Linked DNA regions of Homo sapiens: regions 2 and 3 are each linked to region 1. Evidence: chromatin loops called from intact Hi-C (ENCODE). Cell type or tissue: endothelial cell of umbilical vein. All regions are shown on one strand.

What was found. A loop is a pair of places that touch in the nucleus more often than their neighbours do. Peaks named below come from ENCODE experiments on the same cell type or tissue, not always from the same donor. Only the 100,000 strongest peaks of a DNase experiment are listed, where the experiment ranks them.
Region 2: it touches region 1 in a loop (7-fold over the local background); 19 of 110 quality-filtered maps call a loop at or near these places.
Region 3: it touches region 1 in a loop (4-fold over the local background); 6 of 110 quality-filtered maps call a loop at or near these places.

Annotation. Positions count from the first base shown.
Region 1 is chr3:176,659,457-176,667,456 of GRCh38, reverse strand. No RefSeq gene overlaps it. Among named protein-coding and RNA genes, the nearest start is that of LINC01208, 28 kb to the right of the region's middle. In endothelial cell of umbilical vein, no CTCF peak of the experiment used is centred here; DNase peaks (open chromatin) are centred at 2,856, 3,386 and 3,856; H3K27ac peaks cover 2,054 bases.
Region 2 is chr3:176,514,720-176,522,719 of GRCh38, reverse strand. It overlaps MIR7977 (microRNA 7977), which reads right to left and starts at 7,617; the gene lies at 7,569-7,617. In endothelial cell of umbilical vein, no CTCF peak of the experiment used is centred here; no DNase peak of the experiment used is centred here.
Region 3 is chr3:175,938,599-175,946,598 of GRCh38, reverse strand. No RefSeq gene overlaps it. Among named protein-coding and RNA genes, the nearest start is that of NAALADL2-AS1, 170 kb to the right of the region's middle. In endothelial cell of umbilical vein, a CTCF peak has its summit at 4,944 (motif pointing right); no DNase peak of the experiment used is centred here.

The DNA of each region.
Region 1 (8,000 bases):
TTCAATAGCACAAAAGGGTAACTATAGTTAACAATGATTTATTGTATATTTCAAAATAACTAAAAGAATGGAATTGGAGTGTTCTTAACATAAATAAATGATAAATGCTTGAGGTGACACATACCCTAATTATTCTGATTTAATCATTATACATGGCAGCTTATATCAAAATATCACATGTACCCCATAAATATGTGTATTATGTATCCATAATAAACAGAATAATTTTTTTTTAAATTTGCAAAATAATGAAGAAATTAAATGACATGTTTCTATTTTCCTTTTAACTAATTTAAAGGTCCAGTGTGACCATGCATATACTCCTTACAGATAATCATGGACAGACAACCCACTTCTGTAAGCCTCACTGAAGTTTTAAATGTAATTTCCAGTTATTTTAGTATCAGCCTTCGTTTCTTAGTAGAGTCAATAGTGGGAAGAAATCAATCTCCCACAATCTTGGACATTGTTACCAATATCAGGACAGCCTGTCTTACTGCACTAGCATTTAGGAGGGTGGAATATAGAGTACAGGGGTCTTTGTGGCATGAAGACATCCCTAATTCAACTCTAAAATAAGTGCTGTGTGAAGTGAGTAAAAGTGTGAATGGTAGGTCCTCTTTTGATCACATCTTTTTTTTTTTTGAGACAGAGTTTCACTTTTGTTGCCTAGGCTGGAGTGCAATGGCACGATTTTGGTTCACTGCCACCTTCGCCTCCCGGGTTCAAGTGATTCTCCTGCCTCAGCCTCAGGAGAAGCTGGGATTACAGGTGTGAGTCACCACGCCTGGCTAATATTTTGTAGTTTTAGTAGAGATGGGGTTTCACCATGTTAGTCAGGCTGGTCTCAAACTCCTGACCTCAGGTGATCCACCTGCCTCGGCCTTCCAAAGTGCTGGGATTACAGGTATGAGCCACCACACCCGGCCCCCAACCCCCCCTTTTTTTTAACTTTTATTTAAGAGCAGGGGTATAAGTGCAGATTTGTTCCATAGGTAAACTTGTGTCATGGGGGTTTGTTGTACAGATTATTTCACTACCCAGTTATTAAGCCTAGTACCCATTAGTTATTTTTACTGATCCTCCCCTTCTCCTACCACCCATCCTCCGAAAGGCTCTAGTATGTGTTGTTCTCTATGGATCACATCTTTCTTATGAGCCCTACTATTCCATAAGAAAATACTGTTTACATTTTCCATTTACTGGGGTAATTTTCCTAATCATAGAGTCCTAGTCTCTCACTATCATTCTCTTGAGGTGATGTGGTCATATCGCTGCCATCATGTGTTATTTAATTAATTAATTACAAACTACTTGAGTAAATATGTATTGCATGTCTGAAAGATGTTATTTTCTGAGATGGATAACCCTAAAAAAGAAGCAAGTACAGAGGTGTGAAATAATTTTTAAAAATTTCGTTTTAATCATATCAGGCATGAGATGTTCCATTAGATAGCAAAATGGAGGTGTTGAATAGGCATTTGGACATAAGTGTCTAGGGCTGAGGTAAAATATGGGCTGACATATACATTTGGGAGTCATTAGCATACAGATGATATTTAAAGCATAGGAAGGATAAAGTCATCTAGATATTTAGTGTGGATATGGAGGAAAAGTGGCTTAAGGACTGATATCTGAGGGCACATTGGCATTCAGAGATCAGAAAAAGGAAGAAGAGGCAGAGAGAAGTGGCCAAGGTCTTGGAAGGAAAATTAAGAGTATAGTATATTCTGGAAGCCAGCTGGAGACAATGTTTCAGGAAGTATGAAACAATAATGTCAAGTGCTCAGGTGTCAAATAAAATGAAGACTAAGAATTGCCCTTTGGATGTGGCAATGTTGGGGTCATTGGGAACCTTGAGGAAAACAGTTTCTATTAAGAGGGTGCCCTCTATCTTATTTTTAGCAATGGATGATATGATATAAACTACTTTTCAATGGAAGTAACCATACTGGTTTTAGACAAAGGGTGGCCCCTTATTTTATTTAATTTCCTTCGGATAAAAAGCTACTTGTTTAGTCCATGTAAACATTTCTAGTTTGGTGACTGCATTTAGCTGGACTACAGATAAATTAAGCTTGTTTTTATGGCTAGGTTTTTTTTTTTTTTGGAGGGAATCTTTTGATTCAAACTTGGTTCATATACACAGACAACAGGCTGGATATATGATGAAAAGCTGTAAAGCACACATCGGAAACGAAACCCCAATACTGAGTTCTTTCAAACTGTTTTCTTGTTTTAATGAGGGTTTTTCTTTGGTGCTCAAACCCCATTTTTTCATAGAATACTTTCTAGTTAGCAGTGTGATAATAAAGTAAACTTGATTTTTACACACCACTATATGATTGAGATGGCTTTAATTTACATTATTCCCATCTTTTCTGTGGGAGTTGATTAAAAAAAAATCACAAGACAGTAGGGTCATACGCTGCCAGCACGTCCATCACTTACTTTCTAGGCGAGCCACAATTAAGGACTTAGAGTGAGCTAATTATACATCCTAATATTAAATATCTCCAGGAAAGGAGATTAGAAATGTACTAGAAAATTGTAATAGCTTTTCCTGAAACGCAAGCTTTTTCTAATAAATATTGTAATTCCAATTTCAACTCAACTGAGGTCAGACTGAGCAGTCAAAAATAGCTTCTTAATACCATTTGTATATTCTATATCTTTTCCTGGCTCATATTTTAGCCTGTGTGTCAAAACGGAGAAAATGAGTTATGTTGTCTCCCTTTTCCTGTCTCTCACTTTTGCTAAAATAGGACAGCCTGACAATGAGCTAAGCTTTTCAAGGTCAGCACCTAACTGTGCCTCTGTTTCTTCCCTCACAAAACAGTCTGAGAGCCTCCCCTTTGTCATGCCATCTGAATGTTGGGAAGTCTGATTAAATGATCAGATTCTTTAAGCAACAGATATCAGTTGCCTCCTTGTACTAGGGGAAAACGATTAGCTCTATTTGTTACTTGAAATCTATGAAGGAAAAGCTGTTGCGTTATTTGAATTCTATGAGGAAGTTTAGGTAACACATATTCAGCTAACTTCCAGAGAATTTGGTGTTAGTTATAACCAACTAAAAACCTAACCACCTCATTCTGATAGCTTTTCTCTCAGCTCCTTAACATTTATCATGGTGAAAAGCCTTTGAGTAAACCCCTAATGCAATTTTCAAAGACAAAGAAGCTGTGACATTTGGCAGTCAGCTTAATGCATTCTTTTCTTTTTATTTTTTTTAGTTAGCTGTGAGATGAGATAATTTGTGAAATATGGTGTCTGGCAGGATAATCAAATAGGACTGAATTTGGACACATATTTCAATCTCAGCGATTTCTAGTTTTGACTGCAAACATGTTTAAGGGAGTGGTGAAATTTTGTCATTTCATATCCTGTAGATGGCAATGTTGCCCTTGAAAAATAAACACATACATGCTTGTGGTCTGGGCTTCCCAGATGCTGTATTGCTTAATAATGGATAAACAGGAACTTTCATACCAATTCAAGGTATACCGTTCGGAAAATATATTTCAGATGGAGAGAGTACGTATGGAACAGATAAATATCTGTAAGTGTCAGCATTTACATTTAAAATTGTGCACGGTTTTAGAAAATGTTCTGTTTAATTGTGCTCTTTCCTTTCAAGTGATCTCATTTTTCCTTTAATAATGCTTTATTTCAGGTATCATTACTTAGAGTTGTTTTCACATTACTGCAAGATGAAGAATGGCCATGGTTAAAACCTACAGACTTTTTTTGGGTAAATGTACACCATTCAGTGAGCCACAATAGAATCAGAATGACAAAGAGCTCAGGAATAAACCACTGTGGCCTTCTCCATGATTTCCAAGAGCATTTTCTCTTTCTCTGGGCCTGAGTCCTGAGGTTAGTCAGGCATTGAGGTAGGAAGGAAGTGACTGAGAATTTTGTTATTCTCAATCAGCGGATGCAATTTCAAAAGCAGCCAAGAAAGAACCAGATGACAAAGTTTTAATTAAAATATAAACCCTCAATAAGGCAGATATGCTAAATCACTTGCTTCTAAACTGAGATGAAAAATTCAAATGTATGCAAAGGTATACTACAAACTTCCAGGAAGAAAATGTAAACTGAAAAGAATTTCAGCTGTAGAAACCTAGTATTTTGTCTTTTGGACCAAAATATACCTTTTTTTCTGTGGCCAGAGACTGAGGGCACGTGAAGAAACAGAATCATGATCTTATTCTGGTACATTTTCCTTTTTAACCATGAAATCTCAGAATCAAAATATCTTGGCAAATTTAATCCATACAAAGAAGCAAGTATATGCTCTTGATAAGAATGGGAGATTCAGAGTAAGAATGGGCTGGGAATTGGAAAAGAATTTTAAAGTATGATTTGAAAATTTTGGTATAGTATCAGATTGAATGAGAATGAGCCTACTTAGGAATAGAATATATTCTAGGCTTTTTATTTTAACTTAAAACATGCTTCAGGTTTCTGAATATTAAGTTTTGCTCTTAGAAAGTCCTAGCCATGTTTCATTTTCTTGTGTATTTATGTTCTGGCCCTCCTTTTAAAAAAAAATTGACATCATGAGAGGAGGAGTTGTTCAGAACATAGACATTGAGATTGGACAGCTCTGAGCGGATCACTTCAGCCTTGTGACTTGGTGAACATCAGTTATGAACATCAGTTTTAATCTGTAGAGTAGTAAAAATAAGTCTACCTACCTTTTAGGTATTTGGCTTAGAAGAAGTAGTCAATAAATAATGGTGTTTATAATTTTTTTGGTCTGTTAAATGGGCCTTCCTTTTCTTTTTCCTCTTTTGGGGTAAGAAAAATTAGATAGTAACTATTTAATAAATATTTGTAGAAATAAATAGTTGAAACAGTGAATCATTTAATTACTGAAGAAAATTTTTTCAGTGACATTGATATCAGAACATTTGCTCCAACTTCCCTCTCTAAGATCAAGTACAAGACAAAGAGTAACCATGTCTCAGGGGTCTATGATTAAGTCATGCAAAACAGAGAAAGCAAAGCAAAAAAAGGTCAGGGTATTTAAAAAGATATTATGGCATGTCAAGTAGAATCATAGACATTTTCTTATGGAAGAGAATTTCTAGTGAAGGTCATACTGGACTCTGAATTCTTCAGTTTATGAATGGGAACCCATTTTAGCTTTGCATTATGGCCAGGAAAGTGAGACCTCAAACTCAGTCTCAAAAGAAAAGTTAGTAATTTACTTTTGTTATTGTTGTTGTAAGTACGTATATGTTTTCACTTTAAAGCAAAGTGACTACTGAAGTTCTGTTTTATGTAGTAAGTTTATAGAGCTTTACAAAACATTAAAAATCATTGCTAAAGTATCCCGAAGCTGAACGTTTGGGTCTAATAAAATTTCAGATGATGCAAATCTTTGTAAATTAGTTTTTTTTTACTATGAAGTGAATGCTTGAGCTAATGATCACAAATAAATCTAATTTTATAAAACCTGTGCCCAGCTGAAAAATCTGTGATTAAAATTGGATTCTAGATATAAACTCCTCTTCTTTTCCTGGGTTCAATGTATTTTGTGAAACAATCTTCCAATAAAATATAATGCATTTTGATGACTCACCTTTAAGACAAAACAGAAGGCTGGCTTTTCAACTTTTGAAACAAAATGCTGTCTCATGTATATGCCTGATATATAGAATACATTCATTTTTATCAGTAAAAAACACTGGGTGTCTGTAACATTGAGATAATACCTACCAGATATTTGGTATTGTGTTAAACAACTCACGTGGTTGATTTTTCCATGGTTACTTTATGCAGTAAGATAAATATTGTTATTATCCTCATCAACCTTATTTTGAAGAGTCACAGGACTGCTGGAGATGTTAAATAACCGTCCACTGTTTCCAGCCTGAAAGTGATATGCTTGGGCCTTGAACTCAGGCAGTCTAGTAAATAACATGGTAATAGTCCAGAGACTAGACTGTAAATACTGGGCAATCCTACTTCTCTAGCAGATACCTTTCTGTGGAACTTTTGTCAAAACTCTTGCTGACAGAGAGGCTTTTCCACAAGAGTAGATAAGTCTTCGTTTCTTATTCTGGTGCATGTTTGTTTCTCTGCTTATGTTTCTGGTTCTGTATTTCTTAGTCTAAGACTTGCTATATTTCTCCAGAGGTTTCATTACAACATAGGAGGAACATGACATGCCTCCTGAATGGTCCACTTTACTTTAATATTGTGGGGCAAAATGTTATTACTATTACATGCTTGTGGCATAAAATTATTTCCAGCAGAAATAATTAAAAAACACTTGTAATTTAAAAACTTATCATCTTATTCTTTATTTTAATGTGAGCTTGAAGACCAAAAAGTTACATAGCTTGGCTATATTCCTCTGTCTCACTTTATAATTTTTATTAGTGAACTCTTTAAATATTGTATTATCAGTTTTCATAGATGGTCTGATATAATAGGAAACTTTTCTGTTGCATTAAAAAACCCTGCTGTCAAGGTCTTCATTCATTACTTTGTTAAAAGTCCTTGTAAAAATCCCTATGAAAAATTTCTCCAAGAGCTCAGAACTCTACCAATGAGTTCATGGTCTACTTGATGATAAGAGATATGAAATTCATTGTATTGTCCTTTGACCTAGATTGCTAGAAACTTAGAGCTAAGGTTTGAAATCACTTGCTATATTTTTCTGCAGTCAAGACTTTATATAATTTTTCTTTTTAGCTCTCCTGCTACAGTCGTTTTAAATTTTTTTATCATGAGTTAATAGTTTTGGGTTTATTTATATGCTTTTATTTCAAAGAATCCCAAATCTTTTACAAAAATTAAAAGGGTACGAAAGGGGTGAGCAATAATACATATAGAAATAAATATTGTTATGTGCATTTATTTTTCTAGTACAAGTGAGAATAATTTTCTTCAATGGGATAAAACTTCAATGTATGCTTGACAACTTATTTTTGTAAATTTTCATTTTTGATGCATGGATATCATAGTTGTGTAATGACCTTCCACAAACCAAACTTTATAGTAAAAATAAAAATTTTTAGGGCATATTAAGATTTTGGTTGTTGTTTCTTTATCATGTAGCTAAATGTTGGACAGAATAAGCATTAAGTAGATATTTCAGTCCAAAAAATATTTTAAAATTATGATAAAAGAAAGGGAGATTATTTTATATTCTCTATTGATTGTGAATACCGTGTCTCATTTTATTAGATGTTCTGTCTCTTAAGAAGTTTCCGCAACTCAAGGAGGTAACCTACCTTTCTATATGTTTTCCTTAATTAAAATTTGTATTTCATCTCCCAAGTTGTGGAAAATATGATATTGTTACAATATTATACAGAATCTTTTCCCCCATAACTATGTGTGAGATAAAGGGCAATTCTTTACATTCTGAATTTCTCATGGTTCAGTGTCATATTTCCCATTTATGAAATTTAGAAGTATATTTATTTAATTTGTGATTAAATCCTACCAATTTTCCAAAACTCTTAAAGAAGGTGATTTTTTACCTGTTGCTCAACTTATGTAAATCTACATTGTGAAGGAAAAAGTTATAAACATGCAAAGTAAGATAATTCCAAAATGTGCAACAGAAATCAGTTCTGAAAGCATCATGACATTGGGGGATGTTTGAAATAAGTTGGCATTTATCTATGTCATCAATGCTTCATGAAATTCTGACTCATTTCATTAGTAAAAATATCTATCCAGAATGTCAATAAAGAGTGCTGAGAGCATTTGTGAAATGCCATTGACTTTTACAATTGCAAGAAATCCATCTCCCTAAACATGAATTGTGCTATGTCTGTGTGTCTTCCAATAAACATCTCCCCATCAAATAATTTCAATGTCAGTAAATAGAATGAAACACAAAAATCTCTTGTGTCTATTCTCTCTTTCAGAAGAAAAACTCTGACCTTGCCACATCTATAGAAAGTTAATATGCATGGAAAAATTCAATACAACTCTTTTGGCTAGAACTGTAGCTTTAGTTTACCTTT
Region 2 (8,000 bases), 140 kb after region 1:
TTAAAGAGACTGTGCTGACTAAACCAAAAATAAAAGATGTGGCAATTACTCATTGAATGCAAGTAATTTAGAAACCAAGTCACTCATATCTAAAAGTGAAAATCTGTACTTATAAAATCCTGTCTATGTTAATCCAAAACATGCAGACAGTGTTGAAACATACATATAACCAGTGTGCCCATAAGACACTAGAATTTGAATTATTTGAAGATAATGATGCTCAAAGAAGTCAAATATTCAAACTAAAATATTTAGTGTCATATATTGGCCCTTTACTAATTGCTGTAATATATTCTATCTTTTAATCCTTGCAATCACCCACTGAGTACTGCCATTTACTTGTAGAGAGTGAAGCACAGAGGTGTCCCATAACTGGTATAAGGTCACAGAACTTGGTTGGAAGAGCTAGCATTGAAATCATCCCCAACAAAATTTTATAAAATCAATTAAGAAAAAATATAAAATAACATCCTATTAGGCTTCCAGCAGCAATCGCTAAGCCAGCTTGCCCTTTAGCTCACTTCCTTGTAGCTGGTTGCCACTTACTAGCTAGCCCAGGAAAACGTATCCCTTGTCACAAGACTCTTTGTTCTTTTTCAGTTCTAGACATAAAATCAAAGACATAGTGAAATGACAGGCATTCTGTTTGAGCTTCTTCTTTAGGTTCTGCATATTAATGGATGCCAGCTGGTTTGGAAGGCCTAGTAAGAAGCTGACTCATGGAGGAATGCAGTTACCATATCCTGATAGTTTCATCCCCCTTAACCCTGACGAATTGATGACCCCAAATTTTCCAGCCTCTCACCCTCCACAAATCCCCTTAAAAGCCTTTGCTCAGGACCCCTCAATGAAACGGATTTGAGCACTTGAGAGAATTCTTCCCATTTCCTTGTTTGGCACCTTGCAGTTATTAAACTCTTTCTCTGCTGCATCCCCACTGTCAGTGAATTGGCCTGCTGCTATGCAGCAGACATACAAACCTGGCAGCCGTTTAATAGAATTTATGCAGGAAGACTTAGTCCTCAACCTCTCTAGCCGTATTGCAGTTAAATCTCCTCTTAGACACATTTTTGTGAAGTGAGCAACTGGAAGGGAAATGGAAATATGTAGATAGATTCCAGTAATAGCTTAGTGGTAATATTTTGAGGGGTAATGTCAGCAGCCTATTGTAACACAGGCAAGAGTTGTGAAAAGCCTGTCTTCATCTGAGGTCTCCATGGTCTCACTGGGCTTTGCCTCCTCCTTTCAGGCCTTTTGTTCTGCCTTGGCTTATATCTCTGATAATGTCTTCAATTGCTGTGCTTTGGTTAATGGAGGTTGTTATTTTTAAGATTTCAACAACTGAAAATTAATACTCTTTAAGAAAATCTTTTTTGTCTTTTTTATTTTGTGTGAAAGTATCAAATATTCTTACCCTTCATCTGCACTGTTCTTGTAAATGGCACATGTTCTATTTAGTACGATGTACATTGTTTGATGTTCTATTTGCCATTAATATTTTTTTCACTGTTTTGGAGTGTTTTTTTAAAAAACTCAAGAAGCATTCATCATAATCTGGGCCTTGAAAAATACTAACACCTTCTTATTACGGTTACCAATATGTAAATTATGTGAAGGAAATAAAAATATTTCACACCAAATTATGGCTCCCTGGTACAATGAAAGTTTTAAATTAAAAATTATTAGAGATCAACAAGTGTTTTAAGAGACTTTTCCCCTATCTACATAAAGATAGGACTGACTCACCAAGAACAACTGGTCCTGTTCCCCACCCTGTTATCTCATTATCTGTTGCAGAAAAGAGGACCCAGGGTATAACCACACCTGTACAGACTCTTTTTCAAGAAAATGACTGTTTCCAAGGATCATTTAAATACTATAAGTAACTATTTACAAGTTAGTTTCTGTTCCCTGATGCAATTTTTCTCCCTGGTAATCATTTACTGCCCCTCAATATAATTCATCTTCTCCCATTCCTCTAACCTGTTTGCCAGGATCTGAGCCCCTATTCTTTCCGTAACCTCAACGTGGTATCTAAGCTTCCGCATCTCATTGGGAAGTTGAGTCTTCATTCTGAAGGCTGCTGTGCATACAGGTTAAATAAATTTGTAGTCTTTTCTCCTATTAATCAATCTGCTTTGTGTCAGTGATTTTTCAGTCAGCCTTTACAGGTCCAAGGGCCTTCACCCTCATGGATGAAATAAATGTATTTTAAAAATACATTTTATTAGCACTAAAACTTATTTTTGTTTCATTCTGATCTGAAAAATCCATAAACACAGCATGAGTAGCAACTTCTTTCATTTAATTAAAGCCATAATTTTGTATGTAAAAAAAATCCATAGTATAGCCACATATCTAGATTGTAACAAATATCCAAATTGTGGAGTTTCGAGAAGGTTTAATGCACTGGTATTAATGGAATGTTTCCCCGACACTATTATTATTTAGAAAATTTCATTCCTATCACATCTTACCTTTGTTTTAACTAGCAGTTAATGAATAATGAATAATGGATGTGAAAGACATTCCTTTACTTAAAATGAGAAAAGCCTATTAATAAATAAAAACATAAAATTAGGTGTGAAGCAATAACACATTCAATAATTAGCAATATACTGTTATACATTAATTTCTACAGCAACTAACCAGAAGCTGAATAATTTAGCTTAGGAATGATATCACCTACTTTCTTTGGGCAAAACCTAAAAATTTGTTCTTATAGGATGTCTTCCAATGGCACTAGCTGTCAGAAATAGGCAAGATTGATGAGACAGAATTCTGGAGTTCAATACGTTTGACAAGAGAAAAAAAAGAAAACTACCTCCCTTTAATATTGGGGTCAGGTCATCAAATTTTTGTAAATAGTCTCAGAATATACAGACTGGCATAATTTTTAATTAAATATTAACATGTTCTACTATAGAACAATTTAGAGATTTTAAAGTGTTTACAGGTGAATTAACTGATCCATTCTCAAAATAATCATTTGCGGAAGGAAGACATGTGTTAATTGTTCCATTTTATGGAACAGGAAATAAAGACTTAGAGATGTTCAATAGTAGTTTTCTTACAGTGGAATGGTTCAGAAGTAAGTGAGATGGATTTTTATTAGTCTATAATCACTTAGAGATTTTAATTATTATCATGAGATGAAAATCCTAGTCAAACACTTTTGGAAAAGTGAAAAAAGAAAGTTATGTTTGGAAAAAGAAGGGAAAAAAATTATAAGGGACTTTGGAGAGAGAGCTGCAGTTATTTGAAAATCAAAGATACTTTTTAATGGGAAGATCCATGCTGGAGCAGTGTCAGTATTGTGTCTGTTGTTCATTAGGCTCTGTTATAAGGGGAGGGGTGGGAGATTCTGAATGCTCATCATCACGCCCAAAGGAAAGGATGGGGTGAAGCTGCTCTGGAAGTGGGCTAATGCTTTCGGGAGTGCTGAAAACTCAGGTTCCTACCCTTCATCCCATGAGGAGCAGAACTGATTGCTTTCCCTATTTTGTATGAAAATGTAGATAGGAAATGTTGCTCTCCTCTTAGTTGATTATACTGCTAAGGTAGATTAAATCATTGCATTTAATCATCAATGGACTTTTTGTATTATAATTATGCATCCATGTCTTTTGATATGCAACTTTGCAGTGCTACCCACTGAAGAAGGTATATTTTCCCACCTGCTAAATGTTGAGCTTGACCATGTGATTTACTGCAGCCACTGGAATGTTGGTAAAGTGAAAAGTGGCCTGTTAGGGGCCAGATTGAGTGGTATCATGTGTTTCTTCTCATCGTCTGTGGTCTTACCAATTGCTATGAGAAAAAGTAGTAGGTAGATACTGGTCTAAGGTGAATGTGTATTTACTTGAACCTAACCCACTGCCTGGTGCTCAGCCTACCCATTCAGAGCCAACTCATTAAACTACAGAAAACCAATACCCAATGTAAGCCATTGAGTTTTGAGTGGTTTGTTATGTAGTGCCAGGGCAGTAATAGCTAGCTAATATAATCACCATCCATTTAGTATTCCAAGCCAGAAACCCGGGCATCATAGCTGTTGAGTTTTGTTTATAAGAAAAATCATGCTATGATTTTAAAAAATACATTATTATTATAAAGAATGTATGTAATAAAGAGAATTTTAAAAAGAAAAACAAGCATAAGATGCCAATTTCCTACTGCACAAGAAACAACTATCTTCAACATTAGGTGAGCATCATTGTAGACATACATTTTCTTTTCTATAAGCTTTTTAATTTTATAATAGTATTAAATATACAGAAAAATTACAAAAATAATACTGAGAATTCCTTTATACCCCTCATCCTGTCTCCTCTATGTTAATATCTTAGATTATCATGGTACGTTTATCAAAACAAAGAAACCAATATTGACACATTACTAGTAATGACACTGAACAACTTATTCAACTTATCACTATTTTCCTCTAAGATTCCAGAATCCCATGCTGGATACCATATTGCATTTAGTCATCACGTATCCTTAGCCTACTCTGGTCTGTGACAATTTCTCAGACTTTCCTGATTTTTTTTTTTAATTTAACCATTTTGAGGATTACTGATCAAGTATTTTGTAGACTGTTCTTCAATTGGGATTGGCTGATCTTTTCCTCAAGGGTAGACTAGGGTAATGGGTTTTGCAGAGGAAGAATACATGAGCAAAGTGTTGTCAACACAGTAGATCCAGGTGCAAGCTATCAACATGACTGACCATTGATGATGTTAACCTTCACCATCAAACCAAGTTTGTGTTTGCCACAATTCTCCACTGTGAAGTTATTCCTTCAATTTCCATACTCTACTTTTTAAAACGGATATCTATGTTTACATACTTTTTGTCAAAATAATACATGCATATCAATTTGAAAGAAATAGAATTTCAAAGCTTTAGAAAACATTCAGTGGTTAAGCTCTATCATTCTCATCACAGAAGCAACTACTTTTGATGATTCTCCATTCCCACCCCAAGAGCTAGTTAATCACAAACCTATTTTCTGTCTCTACAGATTTTTCTTTTCTGAAAATTTCATATAAGTGGGATCTAATAATATGTGATCATTTGATCTGGCTTCTTTTGCTCAGTATAATGCTTTTATAATTTTATCCATATTATGACATATGTTCATTTTTTTATTGTTGACTAATATTTCACTCAATGGATATACCAATTTTTGTTTATTCATTTATAAGTTAATGAACATTTGAATGGTTTCTATATTTAGGCTCCTGTGAATGCTTCTATGAACTTTGAGATGTAAGTCTTTCTGTGGAAATAACTTTCACTTCTCTTGGGTAGGTATTTAGGAGAGAAACTATTAGGTCACATAGTAAGTTCATGTTTAAGTTTTTAAGAAGCTGCCAAACTATTTTCTGACTGCCTGTATCATTTTACATTTCCATCAGCAATATATGAAGTTTCTCCATTTCCCTACCAACTTTTGTTATTTTTGTCTGTCTTTTATGTTTATAGTTATTCAAATGCGAATGAACTGGTATCTTACTATAGTTTTAAAGGGTACTTACCTAATAATTAATGATGTTGAATGTCTTTACATGTGCTGATGAGTCTTTTTATTCTTTTTTGTAAATTGTCTATTTAATTTTTTTGTTTAAGTTTTTATTGAGCTTGTTGTCATCTATTTGGTTCTTTACATATTCTGGATGTAAATGCCTTATCAGAAACATATTGCAAATATTTTCTTCCAGTCTGTGGATTATCTTTTCATTCTGTCAGCTATTTCTTTAGAAGTACCCAAGATTCTAATTTTGATGACCAATTTGACTATAGTTTATTTATTTTAATGGATTGTGGTCTCAATGTTATATTTAAGAAATTATTGACTAGCCAAGGTCAAAAAGATTTTCTCCTGCATTTTCTTCTAAAAGTTTTACAGTTTTAGCTCTTACATTTAGATCTTTGATCCATATTGAGTCAATTTGTGTGCATAGTTTGAGATAAAGGCCTAAATTTATCCTTTCTGCATGTTGGATATTCAATAGTCCTAAAATTAGTTGTGGAAAAGACTGTCCTTTCTCATTGAATTGGCCTGGCAAATTTTTTGAAGAAAAAGTTGACACAATTAGAAGGCTTTACTTCTGGACTCTCAGTTCCATTACCTTATTTATAGGCCTATCTTTATGTCAGTACCACACTATTTTGATTTCTATAGCTCCATAGTAATTTTATTTGTTTGTTTGTTTATTTATTTATTGAGACAGGGTTTCGCTCTGTCCCTGGGCTGGAGTGCAGTGATGTGATCTAGGCTCACTGCAACCTCTGTCTGCCAGGCTCAAGCCATCCTCCCACCTCAGCCTCCTGAGTGGCTGAGACCACAGACATGTGCCACCATACTTGGCTAATTTTTGTATTTTTTGTAGAGATGGGGTTTTGCCATATTGCCCAGGTTGGTCTTGAACTCCTGAGCTTAAGTAATTCACCTGCCTAGGCCTCCCAAATTGCTGGGATTACAGGTGCGAACTGCTATGCCTGGCCTACAGTAATTTTAAAATCAGAAAGCTCTTTTTGTTTAATTAACGAAACTTCTTTTAAGACAACGATAAGCTTTAAACATTTTCTTTTTTATATTATCTCTCTCCTCCAGTTTTTGTTTTGTTTTGTTTTGTTTTCCCAGTACTTTTCTTTCACAAAAGAAGCCTTCTTCAACTGTTAATTCTTGCTTATCTTCTCACGTTTAAAGACGGAGATTTTAAAAACTGTTTGAAGCTCTGAACGCATAGGTAAGACTGGTATACTTTGAGCTTCATTGCAGGATGATGTTTCAACTATAGTCACTGTTTGAGCATAAGTCAGGGAATAATTTATAAAATATTTGGCAACATTAAAATAATATGTCTTCTTTACTGGGAGAAATCTGCCACTGATTTTCTAAGCGAAGAAGCAGAAAGCACATGGGAAAAAATGATGTCACTGCCATCTTGACACGTTTGAAATCACAAATTATAGAAAAGTTGTATTCCTGATCGAAGAATCACTAGTATTACAGGAGTTATTAAGAAATTATTTTAGGCAGCAAGAGAGGGGAAAAGAGTCCTTGGTAAGGCTTTTTCTTTTAATAAAAAAGCAAGCCCCAAAACATTTCTTTTCTAACAGAAAGTGGCCTGAAAAACCAGACCTGCAAGCATTGATATGCAAATGCTGGTGGCTAGAAGCCAGGTCCAACCAATATGGTGGTTCCCGTGACTTTTTCTTTGTTGCCACGTATGCAGAACATCATGGTGACCAGCCAGGTAGCCATATGTGCATATTTAAAGGCTAGGGTGGGAGAGCTGGCTTTTTTGCAGGCTATGTGAATGACACACCTGGTCAAACCAATCCCCTGGCTCCTATGCAAACCAAACACCACGTCGTCCAGCCTCCCAATATAACCGACTGCTTTCTGCTACATGTGGGGTTTTCCATTTGGAGCCCTCCTCCCTCTGTATGAGGGAGCTGTTTTCTTCTTTCTTGCCTATTAAACATTCCACTCCTTAAACCACTCCACGTGTATCCGTGTCGCTAATTTTCTCCGTGCGAGAACAAGGACCTTGGGTGTTTCTCCAGACAACAGACCCATATCATTTTTGGTGCGTTGGCTGGGAAACCAAGGTACAATATCCATTGGGGTTGGTGAGCAGAAGAGCAAACTCAAAACCTGTCCTTTCATTCCGAGGCTCTTGGCTTCCATTTTAAAATCAAATCAAATCAATAACAGCATCTGTCAACCATCTAGATATGCTTAGTGTGGCTGCCATTCTTAAAGACTCGCATGTCAGCCTTGCTGGGGAGAACATGAAGACCCCCCTCCCTCCAATACCCTGGGTCATTGGGAATGTTGGCCGTGCTTCAAACCAGCTTTTCTGTTCATGGGGAAAATTAGCCATTGCATAAGGCGGGGAAAAGTTCTGAAGCAACTGAGAATTTCTGGCCAGGGCATTTCCTAGTGTTATTCAAAAGCTTCTGGACCGGACTCAGCCTCCAGCAGC
Region 3 (8,000 bases), 720 kb after region 1:
TCAATTAAACCTCTTTCCTTTATATATTACCCAATGTCAGGTAGTTCTTTACAGCCGTGTGAAAATGGACTAATACAGTCACAGTAATGAACCAATGTTATACACTATTTTAAATAATGTCCATACTTAGACTTCTTGTTTTCACCTAATGTTCTTTTTTGACTCTAAAATCTTACCTGGATATCACATTACATTTTGTTTTCATGTCTCTTTAGGTTCCTTGGCTTTGACAGTTTTTCAGACTTTCCTTATTTTTGATAAAATTGAAAGCGTTCATGAATACTGGTCAGGAATTTTGCTTTATGTCTTACTATTGAAATTTTTCTGATGTTTTTTCTCATGGTTAGACTGGGCTTTCAGGTTTTTGAAAAGAATACAGAGATAAAGTACTATTTTCATCACATCAAAGGTAAATAATATCAAAGACTTATCACTATTGGTGGTAACATTGAAAAACTGGTTGAGATAGTATTTTTCAGGTTTCTCCACTGTAGTTACCTTTTTCCCTTTTTTAGACTGTACTCTTTTGAAGAGTCATTATACACAGCCAACACTTATTAGTGAGAACTTATGCTCAGGATATCTGCATATATAATTTGAAATCCTTCCACATGTGAGTTTTTCTATTCTACACCATTTATTTATGTATTCAATCAGTTGTTTATATTATTATGGAGGCAGGGATATTTATTTTATTATTTAGATTACAATCCAATTCCACTTTGTTGTTGTTGTTGCTCAAATTGTTTCAGCTTTGACTTTTTGGAACTCTAAGTTGATTCCATTTTTCTTTAGACATACCCCAAATATTTGTGACTATAGCCATGTGGCTTCATTTCTGGGTTCTTTATTCTGTTCTATTGATCTATGTGTCTGTTTGAATACTAGTACCATGCTGTTTTGGTTACTATAGCTTTGTAGTATAATTTAAGGTCACGTAATATGATGCCTCCAGCTTTGTTCTTATTGCTGAGGATTGCTTTGGCTATTTGGGATCTTTTTTAGTTCCATGTGAATTTTAGGGTTTCTTTTTCTAATGATGTGAAAAATGACATTGGTATTTTGATAGGAATTTCATTGTATCTGTAGACTGCTTTGAGCTGTATGGTCACTTTAATGATACTGATTTTCTTCTGATCCATGTACATAAAATATTTTTCCATTTATTTCTGTCACATACAATTTTTTTCATCATTGTTTTGTAGTTTCTTTGTAGAGATCTTTTATCTCCTTGGTTAAATATATTCCTATATTTTTGAGTTTTTTATCCTTGGTAAATGGGATTGACTTCTTGATTTTGTTCTCAGCTTGATCATTACTGGTGTATTGAAATGCTATTGATTTTATATCCTGAAACTTTACTGAATTTATTTATCAAATCTAGGAGTCTTTTGGTGGAGTCTTAGGGTTTTCTTATCATATCATCAGCAAACATGATAATTTGACTTCTTCATCCCCAATTTGGATGCCTTTTCTTTTTACCTGATTACTTTGGCTAGGGCTTCCAGTACTGTGCTGAATGGGTGTGGTGAAAAATGGGCATTCTGGTCTTATTCCAGTTCTTATAAGTAATGCTTTCAACTTTTCCCCATTCAGTATAATGTTGCTTGTGAGTTTGTCATAAATGGTTTTTATTATTTTCAGGTATGCTCCTTCTATACCTAGTTTGTTAAGGGTTTTTATCATGAAGCCATGCTGTATTTTATCAAATGCTCATTCTGCATCTATTGAGATAATCATATGGTTTGTGTTTTTTATTCTGTTTACGTGGTGAATGACATTAATTGATTTGTGTATGTTGGACCATCCATTCATCCCTAGAATAAAACCAAACCGATTATGGTATATTATATTTTTGATGTAACGTTGATTTCAGTTTGCTAGTATTTTCTTGAGGATTTCTGCATGTATGCTCATCGGGAACTTTGGTCTGTAGCTTTCTTTTCTTCTTGTGTCCTTTTCTGGTTTGAGTATCATGTTGATATTGAATTTATGTAATAAGTTACGGGGAATTCCCTCCTTCTCAATTTTTTCAGAACAGTTTCAGTAAGACTGGTACCAGTTTTTCGTACATCTGGTAGAATTCAGCTGTAAATCGGTCTGTAGCCGAGCTTTGATTATTGAGGGATTTTTCATTATTGATTCAATCTTGCTACTGGTTATTGACCTGTTCAAGATTTCTATTTCTTCTTTGTTCACTTTTAGGAAGTTGTATGTTTCCAACGATTTATCCATTTCCTCTAGCTTTTCTAGTTTGTGAGTGTAGAGCTACTCATAGTAGTCTCTGATGATGGTTTTTATTTCTGTGGTATCAGTTGTAATGTCTCCTTTTTCATTTCTCATTGTGTTTACTTGAATCGTCTATCTTCTAGGTTTGTCTATCCAGAAGTCTATCAATTTTGCTCATCTTTTCAAAGAAGCTATCTTTTGTCTCATTAATCGTTGTATTTTTTGTCTCAATTCCACTTAGTTCTTCTCTAATCTTTGTTATTTCTATACTTAACCTAGCTTTTTGGTTTGTGCACTGTTATTTTTCTGTTTTCCTAAGGTGTGATGTTAGATTGTTAATTTGTGATTTTTTCCATTATTTTGATGTGGGCATTTACCACTATAAACTTCTCTCTTCACACTGCATTTGCTGTATCCAAGAGGTTTTGGTGTATTTTGTCTCCCTTTTTTTTCATTTCAAAAATGTTTTAATTTTTGTCTTAATTAAATCCTTTACCCAAAGATCATTCCAGATAACCGTGTTTATGTCCATGGAATTGGTCTCAAGTTTTATTCCACTGTGGTTTCAGAAGATGCTTGGTATGATTTCAATATTAAAAATTTATTGAAACTTGTTTTATGGCCTAATATATGGTCTATTTTTGAAAAATATTCCATGTGTTGATGAGAATATATATTCTGTGGTTGTTGCATAGAATGTTCTGTAAATGTCTGTTAGGTCCATTTGATAATTGAGTTTAATTTAAGTCCAGTGTTTGTTTCTTGATTTTCTGTTGTGATGATCTGTCTAGTGTTGTCAGTAGGGTGTTGAAGTCTCTCACTGTTATTGTTTTTCTGTATTTCTTAGATCTAGTCATATTTGTTTCACAAATCTGACTGTTCCAGAGTCAGATGTATACATATTCAGGATTGTTATAGCTTCTTGTTGAATTGATCTTTTTATCAATATATAATTGTTTATCTTTTTTACTGTTTTTGACATAAAGTCTGTTTTATCTAATCCAAGTATAGCTATTCTTGCTTGCTTTTGGTTTCCTTTTTCATGGAATATCTTCTTCCAACCCCTCACCTTCAGTCTATAAGTGTGTTCACCAGTAAGGTGAGTTTCTTGTAGGCAGCATATGGTTGGTTCTTTTCTTTTATACATTTTACCAATCTATACCTTTTAATTGGAGCATGTACTCTTTTTACATTCAAGATTACTATGGCCATCTGAGGTTTTGTACCTTTCATAATGCTAATTGTCATATAGTTGCTTTGTAGATTTTTTGTTTCTTTTTTTTTTTTTTTTTTTTTTTGCTGTTTATCTTTGTGGTTTGGTGAAGTTCTTTTACGTTGCCATTTCATTTCTTTCTCTTCCTCGTTTAACTGTCTTATAAGATCTGTGAGTTTTATATTTCATGTGTTTTTGTGATGACTAGTATTGACTTTTTGTTTCCATGTTTAGAACTCCTTTGCACACTTCTTGTAGTACCAATGACAAATTCTCTCATCGTTTTCTTGTTTGGTAAACACTTTACTTCTCCTTCATTCATGAGGTATATTCCAGCAGAATACAAAATTTAGAGTTGACAATTTTGCTTTTTTTTTAAGCACTATGAAAATAGAATCCCAATCTCTTGTGGCTTGTAAAGTTTTTGTTGGGAAGTTCATTGTTGGTCTGATGGAGTTTTCTTTGTAGATGGCTGGATATTGCTGATTTTAGTTTTAGTTTTTTAGGTTTTTTTTTAAATCTAGTTTGACCTTAGACAATCTGATGACTATATATCATGATGAGGATCTTCTTTCAATGCATTTTTCTGAAGTTGTTGATCCTCTTGTATCTGAATGTCTAGATCTCTTGTTAGAATAGGGAAGTTTTCCACAAATTGGTTTTTAAAATTTTTTGTTTTTTCTTCCCCCTCAGAAATATTTATGCTTCATAGGTTCAGATATTTAAGAAGTCCTACACTTCTTGAAGGCTTCATTCATTTTTTAAACATTATTTTTCTTCATCTTTATGTGATTGTATTTTTGAATTTTTGATTGAATTTTTGAAAACCTGTATTCAAGTTCTGAGATTCTTTCTCCTATTGTTGAAGCTTTCAACTCGACTTTATAATTTCTTCAGTTATTTTTTATTTCCATAAGTTTTATTTTTTAAAAAATATCTACCTCATGGGTAAATTTCTATCATAGCCTAAACCATATCCTCAATTGATATTCTGATTTATTTGTATTGGTTTGCATCTCACTGAGTTTCTTTAAAGTAAATATTTTAAATTATTTGTCTGCTATTTCAAAATTTTCATTTTGGTTAGGATCCATTTCTAGAAAGTTAGAGTGATTCTTGGTGGTGGTGTAACACCCAGTTTCTTCTCCAGAATTGTTATGCTGGTTTCTTCTCATTTGGAAAAATGTCACTTCTTATTTTATAATTTAGTTTTATTTAAATGGGATTTTTATTTTCCCACCTTAAGGATGTGACTATATTGTCTGTTGAATAGGATCATTTGGCTTTGCTTCTGGGTGCTTTCACTGGCAAGTCCCTGTATGAATTCTTTGGTTATAGATAGCCTTAGTGGCTTTCTCAAACACCAGTTGTACTAGTAGTGTACTGAACATGTGAACAGGCTCATGGCCTCCTGTAGGGCAGGGTTGACAGAGGTCTTAAAAAGCTTATTTCATTTCTAAGAGCTGTGTACTTCTGGCAGCAGATTTTGTATTGGGTTGTGCAGTTCAACCTCCAGGCCAGTAGGTGGCACTTTCAGGTAAGAGTTGGCTGCAGCAGTTGGCAGTAGGGTTGATGCTTGATCTTTGTTTACCAGGAAAAGCTCTCCACAGCCTCAGGCAATGGGTTGGCCCATAAAATGCAGAGTGTCCAGGGCTCTGTACTCAGCCCTGAGGTGTGGGAGTGATGCTGGGTGGAGCTGGACTGGGCTGGCCTGCCTTAGGGTCCTGCAATGGCAGGCACAAGCACCATTTGTGATACAGGTGGCAAGGAAGTTGTATAGACTGTATTATTTTCTTGGATACAGATAGTCTTATTGTGGTGGCTTTCCCAAATGCCTGGTGTAGTCGTAACGTACCCTGTGGGGGAGCAGACTCAAGTCCCTCTGAGTAGACAGGGTGGTGTGAACAACGGAGGTGGCAGAGGTCATGCAAATCTCTTCTCTTTTTCAAATGTTGTGCAATTGTCTCAGCAGATGTAAAAAACAAAACGGGCTTTGCAGGTTTGTCTCCTAGCCAGTAGGTGGCACTTGCAGGTGAGAGCCAACTGTGATAATGGCAGTTGGGCTTTTGCTTGACCTTTGTTAACCGGAAGTACTGAGAAGCTGCAGGCAATAGGCTGCGCTGTGGGACTTCCAGGAGTCCGAGTCCCATGCTCTGCCTCTGAGGCTGGTGGCTGGGGTAAAGCTGGGCAGGGCTGAGCCAGGCAGGGCTGTACTCAGGCTCCCCAATGGTAGGTACAAGCAACGGCCATAACATGGATCAGAAGGCAGTGCTCAGGCCACTGGGGCAATGCTTCAAGGAGGAGCATAACAACTTATTTTGTGCCAAAGAGTCAGCATGGGAAAAGAGAAGCAGTTTGTGTTCCACAACCTAGCAGATGGTAGTGACACCTGCCTCACTCCCACACCCTTGACCCAGCAAGGCTCCCTCCCATAACCCACTCCTGGCAGCAAGCTGAAACAGTAAGTCAAGACACAAGCAATCTGTCTTCAGATTACAAAACTGTCCTATGCCACAAAACTCCCTGCCAGGGACAAAAACTTGGACTCCCAGGCCACACCCCTCCGACTCCAGTCCTGCATCCTGCAGTGGGACTGCCCAACGCTTATGCCCGTGTTTCAAACCCATGCTACACTCATCTCTCAGATCTGGCCATGGGGCTCTTCCTCCTCTTAAGACTAGATTGCAAATCTCATTCTTGAGATTCTCTAAACCGATGACTAATGCTTGTTCTGGATGACAGATTTCCGCACAGCCCCCTATGAGTTAAGATCAGGAATGATCTCCTATTAGCATCAAGGTCTGGGAGCATGTGCAAAGTACTTCCTGCTGCCTCTTCTCACAGTCTCTTCACTGATCCCAGAATTGTATCAGTTGGAAGAGTCAAGGAGCTCCTCTGTGGCCTGGATTGCCTGACTCCCAAGTGGAAATGTATACTGTGAAGATACTCTTCCCCTCTCAGGAACTTGGAACTCACAGTTTTCCGTCAGACCCACAGTGTGGTCTGCTGCCCACCATATTTTTCAAAGTATCCAAAGTTTGTTTCATTTTTATGTTGAGCTTCCTATTCTTTCCTTGATCACAATGTGAATCTCTGCACACTATTTTGCTATTTCCAAGTGAATGAGGTTCGCTAACAAAGCCTCTATGCCTCCATCTTGGAGAAAAAAAAGCTAAGTATCGATATATTTTGTTTTCATTTTTATTTACTTCAAAATTTTAAATTTTTACTGAGACTTCTATTTTGACCTCTCACTTATTTAGAAATGTGTCAATTTTCAGATATTTGGAGCTATCTCAGTTATCTACATGTTACTGACTTCTATTTGAACTTCATTGTAGTATGAGAACATACTTTGTATTAATTCTATTATTTTATATTTTTAAGATGTCTTTTATGGCCCAAATGTGGTCAACCTTGAAGAACGTTCCATGTGATCATGAAAAAAATATATATATATTCTGCCATTGTGGATGTACTTTGCTAAACATGTCAACTAGATAAGTTAGTGATAGAGATGTTCAGTTTAAATATATTTTCATTTTCTGCTTGTTGCATCTGTCAATTACTAATGGGTAAGTGCTGAAATCTACAGGTATAATAGTGCCTCTGTTAGCCTATTTCTCCTTCAGTTTTATCAATATTACTGCATGTATTTTAATGTTCTCTTGTATGAGGCATACACATTTAGGATTGTTATGTCTTTTTGGAAAATTAACCCTTTTATCATTAGATAAAGCTCTGTAGCCCTAATAATCTCTATCTTTCCTGATGTCTGCTTTGTCTGAAATTAATGTAGCTCCTTTGCTTTCTTTTGATTAGCACTTTGTGTGTTTATCTTTTTACTTTTAACCCAGATGTATCTTTATATATTTAAAATGGGTTTCTTGTAAGTGACATATAGCTAGGTTTGGTTTTGTTATCCTCTTCAACAATTTCTATCTTTAACTGGTATATTTAGAACATTAACATCTAAAGAGATTATTGAGTGATATAGTTGGATAACTATCTACTATGTTTATAACTGTATTCTATTTCTTGTAGTTTTTTCCTAGTTTATTTTTTCCTTCCAATTTTTCTGAATTCTGTGATTTTAACTGACCATGTATAATATTTAATTTATATCATATATTAGTGTATTAATTGTACTTCTTTTTTTAAAAAAAAAAATGATCACTGTAGAATTTACCAAATAAAATGTAAGTTAATCTGTCTTTACCTCAAACAACCCTGTACCACTTTATGTGTAATGGATATTGTGTTAATTCATTCTCACACTTCTATAAAGAAATACGTGAGACTGAGTAATTTATAAATACAAGAGGTTTAATTGGCTCACCATTCTACAGGCTATACGAGAAGCATGATGGTTTCTGGGGAGGCCTCAGGAACTTTCAAGCATGGCAGAAGGTGAAAGCATTAGCAGGCATATTTTACATGGCTGGAGCAGTAGGAAGAGAGAGAAAGAGGGAAGGTACTGTGTCCAGAATTGGTGGGTTCTTGGTCTCACTGACTTCAAGAATGAGGCCGCAGACCCTCGCGGTGAGTGTTACAGCTC